Linked DNA regions of Homo sapiens: region 2 is linked to region 1. The links are chromatin loops, found by intact Hi-C in ENCODE. Cell type or tissue: sigmoid colon. All regions are shown on one strand.

Evidence for each region. Peaks named below come from ENCODE experiments on the same cell type or tissue, not always from the same donor. Only the 100,000 strongest peaks of a DNase experiment are listed, where the experiment ranks them.
Region 2: a loop joins it to region 1, with 2.7 times the contacts of the local background. A loop is called at or near these places in 1 of 110 quality-filtered maps.

What each region holds. Positions count from the first base shown.
Region 1 is chr2:102,837,951-102,841,950 of GRCh38, reverse strand. It overlaps a transcript of TMEM182 not described here. Among named protein-coding and RNA genes, the nearest start is that of LINC01796, 56 kb to the left of the region's middle. RefSeq lists an enhancer at 611-660. In sigmoid colon, CTCF peaks have their summits at 528 (motif pointing left) and 1,854 (motif pointing left); a DNase peak (open chromatin) is centred at 520.
Region 2 is chr2:102,926,192-102,930,191 of GRCh38, reverse strand. No RefSeq gene overlaps it. Among named protein-coding and RNA genes, the nearest start is that of LINC01796, 32 kb to the right of the region's middle. In sigmoid colon, no CTCF peak of the experiment used is centred here; a DNase peak (open chromatin) is centred at 2,011.

The DNA.
Region 1 (4,000 bases):
ATTTAACCTTCGCAATTACCCTGTCATGGAATGGAGTCTCAGAGCTCTAAATTATGTAAATTGTCCAAAGTAACATACACATAGCGAGATGGAAGCAAGAATCTGAATCCGGATTTTCAGATTCTGCATTCTTTCCATGCCATCAAGTTACCTCCCACAATGAAAAAACAAACGAACAAAACTACCTGTCCAAACAGTCAGAAAATAGGACAAAAATTGATATAGCTATTGCCACCTTGAAATGGAGCTATCTATCCCTTTAACGTCCATATGGATAATTGTTCTGCTTTAGCTCCCATTTTAAAACTTGGAAGATCTGGTGAACTTAGTTCAAAGACAACAGACACCGCATGCTCACAGCATTGGACTCAGTGGTGGAGGGAGTTTTTAAAGCTGCTGCGTGTCATTGCTGCGGAGCCTGTCTGCAGTTTTGGTTCAAGAACCTTTACTGGGGCTCGGCTTGCCAAAGCACAGTTCTTCTCTTCTCCCGGTTTTAATGACTCCACAGTGACACCTGCTGGGAAGAAGGAACTGCTCAGGCCCGGGTCCTCTGCAGGATACTCACAGGGCCATGCTGAGGGGTTTGCAGGGCCATAGAGCTTTGGCTGTCCCCTGTGCTTCTGCAGGGGACGCTTCTGCACGGTTGGTGTATCACATGGAGACTGGAGCTCTGCCACACGATTAATACCCAGACCCTGGTGCCCCTCGGAGTTGGGCCGGAGTCCCAGCCTGGCCCCAGATCAGTAGAGCTCCGTGGGACTGTCACGTGCAGAGGACACAGACATCGCCTCAGTTGCCCTCTTTCCACTCCAGCTCCCCGATCCGCCTCCGCCTGCAGCTGTTAGTTCCTCCACCACAGGCCACTCTTGATGCCACTATTTGTTTCCCCATGGATCTCTGTGATCCTGCACTTAGGAACAAAGTAACACTGAAAAAAAAAGTCCCCTGGCATCACTGAGAAGAAGACGACTTCCGCAGAAAGTGCCAAAATGTTTTAGAAATAAACGGCAGACAACAGAGTCGTTGCATATTTCACTAGGCAGGATAGTAATTTATGTAATGTATTTTTAACTGTGAGAAGTGATGGGGAAACCACTTAAATATAATGTGAATTGAAGATTTGTCAGTTATGTAGTTCATGCAGTGGCAGATCTAGAAAATGTTATAAAAATTGAAGGATTACCAACAGAGAATGCCTAAAATCAGAACTCTTATTCGAGTTCTAACTCCCCCTATCTCAGGGAATTCTATGCTTTCTGGGAATATTTTGCTTTCTGTGAAAGGAGCTGGAGTTATACATTGTCTGTCAAATGTTCTTTTTTAATCGGCCTTCCTCATTTTTGTTTTAATTCCTTGGCTCTTTATTGCGTCCTCTATATGAGCCTGATGCTAACTCACGCTACCTCACCCCCTATGCCTCAGGATCACTTACCTGACCCACTAACGCCGGTGTTTACATTGGTTCCTGCCCCGTTTTAGGTGGAGGGGCCCTTCGGAGAACAATGGTGCATTCACCAAGTCTAGATTCCTCTGTAGAAGAGTTATATGCGAAGACGGAGTCTACTTTTTTCCTGGAATATGTGCTGCAGGTACCCAGGTTACAACAATCAGGAAAATGCAGCATCCACAATATATGGCGATTTCGCACTTAGGCACACACCTTTTCCCAGAGTTAAGCAAGTCAATAACTCTCTATCTCATATTCCCTTTTGCCCCTCCACCTCCCACTCCCTCATCCCTCCCCAAGGCCTCCACCCTTCGAGATGTGCTCAAAAGCCTTTTGGAAAGTTCCTGGGTTTTCAATGGAAAGATTTCTTTATAGATGAAATGCGCCCTCTAGTGGCAGATGTAAAAGTTGCAGCCTCTATTTTTAGGATTTGGGGGATGTTGGTTTCTTCTCCCCGTGAGGCACTCAGAGCTACTTCTCACTAAGAACAGATGCAAATCCCATGCTTTGTTGCTGCTTTTTCTCAAAACAATTCTACACTCCCAAAGTTTGCAGCATCCCTGAGAATATGTCTTTTGCCTATTATAACCTTATGACTCATTCTCCTGTATTGGCTGCCAGAAAATCAATCAGGGATCCTCTAACCTTCTGTGCTTCCCTTGTAGAATTGCTGGGCTTCTGACTTCAGAAGTCGCACGCTGAGAGTGATAGCACCACCTTGGCAATTCATCAGGTGGATAACAAACACGTATTTCTGCACTCTTCTCACAGAGGACTAGTTTCACAGTGTGGCTAGCAACTAGAGCTACATTGCATTTGAGTTTTGTGGTATTTCAATTTTTACCTAAAAAGTCATGTTGGTCATATGTAATACCTACACTCTTGTTTTTATGCTCCAAACAAAAAAGACCAATTTTGAAAATTTAGGATAGGTGCTGGGATCTAAAGTTTAGATCTTTAAAATCTACTCTTTTAGCACCTTGATTTAATAATTCCACTATATAGACAGGAATTATTTTTGTGTGTATATATTATATATATATATATATATATATAGCAAAACATCACAATGTACTCCATAAATATATATAATTATTATTTGTCAATTAAAACTAAATGGTTTAGACCTTCACAATAGGTATGATGTGAAGCCACTAAAAGCAAAGAAATCGGAAATCAGCGCTAATCCAGATGTGCAAATTGCTCTATCTCCTTCTTTTCCAAGCATTTCAGTCCATTGAGGAAGTCCAAGTAGCCACTTAGACAGCTTTGATGTGATCTGTGGGATCCTCATCAGTCAGAAAAAAATGGCAGGTATTTAGTACCCACTGTTTATGCCATGTGAAACAAACATAATTACAAAGGCAAAAAGAAGAATCCTGGTCACCTAGTGCTCATGCAGAAGGCAGCAAGACAAACAAATAAAAATCAATTGAGAACCTCTTTATCAGAAACAAACACACAAGCACAATTACTACTAGTGTCTTGATGCTATATGGGGTATTACTAATCATGAATGCATGGTATTCACTCAGATGAAATACAGGACTCTGTACAACCTTGGCGAAGATGGCAGTTTTTTAACCATCCTTGACTTCTCTCTCATTCCTTTATTTTTCACAGCGACAGTGTATCTCAAATTCATTCTCTTGCCATCCTTCCTCTGCCAATGGCTTGGTTGAGGTCTCATGGTCTCTCTGCCTAAACATCTGTGAGACTTTATGGACTCAAACCTTCTACATTCATTTCACCACAGGCCATTCCACCAATTACCCCACAGAACCCCAGAACACACGTCTGAACTGATTTCTACTTTTAAAATGGTCGTCCAGCCCCTGTTGTCCACTTCAACATTTGCCCCAAGTGTTTTCAGGATTTTGATTCTTCAGGTTGTTACTACTGACAAATGAAAGGGGCACCCCATTAGGAAAATAGCCAATGCACACTGCGAATTACCAAGAGGCAGAGAGGACAGATGGAGGCAGTGCCTAGGTCCTTCCATCCTGGAGCCCTCTGAAGAGCCTTCCCTGACCACCTGCAGCTGAATTTTCAGCCCTTCCCCCTCTTCACATCGGTACCATTTTATGCATGCATTCTATACACATGACATTGCATTACACTCATTTAGTTATGTGCTACACACATTGTGAAAATAGGAGCCCTTAAGAGGAGGAACAATATGTAGCCATCTCAGTAGTCCACTGCACCAAGCAGTGAAGCTAGGGAAACCAAAATCACAACTTCTAGAATCAACTAAGTTAGACCTTAAGTTAACAACATAGCTATCCCTCAAAAGTAATAATGGAGCTTCACAGTTTCCTGTTTTGAAATTGAAGACTTACAAAACCTACTTCCGTGCAGCATTAGAGAATTAGGTTTATCAAGAAAAAGGGAATAAGACTTCATGAATTTATAAACAATCATCCACTGATGCTGGGGCAGGGCCAGCTTCCGGGGTAGGGTTACCTTGGGCAGTCACACAGGGCCTGGCGCTGAGAAGGGCCCTGCACTTTGTTTAGTGCTTTGCTGCCGCCGTCTTGAAATTCTCAGTAA
Region 2 (4,000 bases), 88 kb before region 1:
ATAATTGCTGTTGCTCTAGACACTGAAAATACAATACTGGAGGGAAATGATACGATCCATATTCTTGTGGACTGGAAGTCTACCAGGAAAGACATAAAATTATCAAATAATTACTTAGCTACAAATAGGGCTGAGTGGCACAAAGAGAAAGAGCAGGGGGTTATAAGGCCCAGGAACAGGGACACAGTTGCAAGCACAGCCAGGACTCTCAGAGCAAGTGAGCGTAAGCTCAGACCTGAGGGAGGAAAATGAGGAGGCACACACACACAGTGGTGAGCGTTCTAGGCAGAAGGGGGGAGGAACCTCCTGCTAAGAGCTGTTACTCTGATGCCTAAACAAGTTAAATCCTGACTGTGGCTGATGAGTTCAAACCTCTGCCCCAAAAAGGATAAAACCAAGTCAACAGCCCACTTTACAGAATTCTGCTTGACTCTTCTCTCACACCTCTTGCATGCATCCACTTCTAGCTGGGTGGAAAAAAAAGGAAAAAACCCAAATCTTATGATAAAATAATAAAAGCAATTCAGTGGAAAAAAAATCTCTTGAAAGGTCTGGTTTTCTTTGGCATTACCACACTATCTCTTTCCCTCTCCTACAAGGTCCTGCAGCCACAGTGATCTTCCCTACTGCCTCAGAGTGAAAAGTTTCCATCATCTCCCACAGCAAGCTGAATTATACATCCCATCTGACCATTCAGACCTACATGAAGTATTTATCTAAGAAAAACAAAATAAACACTTCATCTCTTTCTTCCCTAGATGTAAACCTTCTACTTTGCTCTATAATCCACAAATTTCCAAAATAATCTCATGATTTCTAATTAAGTATGATAAAGTAATACCCACATTAATTTATTATTAAAAAGGACACCATTACCATCTAACCTTAGCAGCCTATTTTAAGTTTTAAGAGGAAAATAGCATTCATGAGCTGTACACCAAGTAAAGACCATCAGGTAAATAGTGGGAATCATTTATAAATGGTACAAAGGGAGAGAATCAATTCTCAACGAGGTAGAAAAACTAGGGAATGAGAATGTACAGAAATCTAGACTCTACTCAGCTGCTGGCCAGCTGTGCAACCTGGTATAATCCTCTTAAGTTCTCTGGGTTTTGTTGGCCTCAGATTCTCCATTAAATGATGATGGGCCCTTGTTTTCCAATCTACTTGGGTAATGGAAAAACAAATGAGCTTCCATGGTTTAAAAAAATACTTTTCAAATTATGAAACTAAATACATCTAAACTTAGTATTCTGTCATTACAAACGAGGTCCCTTAGATCATCAAAAGATGATAAGAAAAAGCTTCAGCAGCCTAGTGGGAGCAAAGCTCCTCATGAGTAAAAAGAGATAGGCACAAAATATTGCACAGTGCTATGAACAAACCCACTGTTGGCTGATAAACCATTCTCTTCATGAATTCTCTGTGAGAGACCCAGTATGTATTCCAAAATAGCCTCTTCCCTTTTACCAAAAAATCCCTCTGCCACTTGCTACAAATTGTAAACACCGAACTGACAAAGTGTTTTTGGCAAAAGTTTCTAACCAGGAGATTATAAGAGTGCATTGCAATCTGTAAATAGTAATCAGTCTGGCATAGCTTAAAGGATGACATTTGAAGCTGGATTCATAGGCCTTGAATGCCATGGAAGGAATTCAGGCAATAATTTTGAGAAGGCTGTTAAAATTTGCCAGATGTTATCAACCAGGTTGCTTGTTAAGAAGAGCTGAGATGACCCACTGACTCTGTTCCTGGAGACTCTGATTTAGTAGATAGGGAAGAGATTCTAAAGATCTGGACATTTAACAAGCACCCCAGGTGATTTTTGCTATCAGGCAGGGTTGAGAAACACCACCATGGGCCTTGATGAGCCACTGGAGAGCTGTAAGCAGGAGATTGGCACCATCCATCTACACTAAAAGCCAATTTACAAATGCCGTCATCTGGAGAGCTTCAGACTTTAGGAGTCTGACTTCTTGGAATTGGCAAAGGAGCTGTTAAAAATCCCACTGCTCAGGCCAGAACACCCGAGGCCAATCACAACAGAACCTCTGGAGACAGGATCCAGGCACAGCATTTTTATTATTTTATTTTATTGGATTGTATTTTGGATTCAGCGGTACATGCGCAAGTTTGCTACATGGGTATAGTGGCTGATGCTAGAGTTTGGGCTTCAGGGAACACATCATCCAAATAGTGAACATAGTACCCATTGTTTTTCAACACTAGCCCCTCCCTTCCTCCTCCCTTTTGGAGTGCCCAACGTTTACTGTGTCCATCTTTCTGTCTATGCAAGCACAGTGTTTTTAAAGCCCTCCATGTGTTTTCAGTGTGCAGCCAGGTTTGAGAACTGAGAGCATACTGAGTATAGCTGCCTCTGACTCCTTACCAAACAGGATGGCTGTCCATCCTGGGGACCTGGGGTCAGATAAGGAATAGTCAAACCTCACTGGATTAGCTGTGTCGCTTGCTTTATTTTTCTTCATTGAATTTATCATTACCTAACACTTTAATACACTTTAGCAATACTCAAAACCCACACATATATACTCACAAAGGAAAATACACACACACAATCTCCCCTTCTAGAATGTGTGTTTCATTAGACCGGGGACTTTGGAATAGTAGTTCTTAGTAGATTGATCATGCATGTATATTACATATATAGTTTCAATTATCAGGAAAGGGGAGCAAATATCATTAGCCAGTGCAATCTTAACAAAGCTTATAGATTTTTCAAGACAAAAATAAAGAAGAAAGTAAGTATTAAGATTTTGTGGGCAATGGTAATGAAGAGAGAGATGTTATATGCAAAGGCAGAAACTGTCCAAAATACGAGCCTAATATTAGCAATAAAATGGGCATGTTGGTAATGAATTCACAATTCCTTAAAGGGAAAAATTCTCATGGATAGCCAATCATTATTATTTTTTATTACAAAGTCATTTAAATAATACAAAGATTTAACTACATCTAAACTCTATACTCACAACCTCCTGTACCTTTATTCAACTTGACTCAGGCACGAACAAAACCACCAATCGATAAACTTGCATTTAACAAATTAGTGTGACACAAGATATCTTGCAGAAACAAAAGTGCTAATTTCGCATTTATTTCTACACTTAGTTGTATTTGTGTTTTTATTTTTGAGTTGTCTCCTTTTTTAACTTTTTAAGCATAATGGAACATTATCTGAATCACTGTTGTTGAAATATTGGTATTTTCTGTTTGAACAATAAATTTGTATTTTCCTTAACTTTAACTATCAAATATATTTAATACTGCACCTCAAAATAAGATATTGACAAAATGTAAAATGGCAGTTTAGTCAAGCTCTTCAATGTGTAACAACTATGATATTAACAATAAATATAAATTGTTTTCTGCAGAGATTGGATGTCCTTCCACAGTGAGTGCTGCTAACCACAGCTTTCTTTGAGAGCAACATAAGAACCCAGGTTACCAAGGGCATGATAGTAGATAACATTTGTGTTTAGGTGTTTGTATTTATAGACAGATAAACATGAAAAAAGAGATGAAAGTACTATAAAAGGCCAATAGTAGTTATGTCCAAGTAGTGAGGTTATAGATCAATTGGATTTTGCTTTTGTTTTCAAAATAAATATGCATTAGTTGATTTATGAAAAGCTTTTTGTTTTACTGTATAGCCCATTATTAAGTGAGGGGTTTCAGAAAGTTGCATATGGTATGAACTAATTCTTTGAGGAAAATGATACAAATGGATTTCAATGTATTGATAAATATCTGTATGTGCATGTACTAAAAATTTAACTATAACTCTCCTTGGGTGATAAGATTACAGATGGGTTTTCTAAGTGCTCGTCTTTGTGCCTTTATGCATAGGGTAGGTACCTATGAATGTGGCTGCCAATGATTCCCACCAGCCAGGTGTCAGGCCTTGTGATCTGCCACCCTTGACAATGAGAAAGACACTGATTTGCTTCTAACAGAATACAGCAAATATGATGGAATGTCA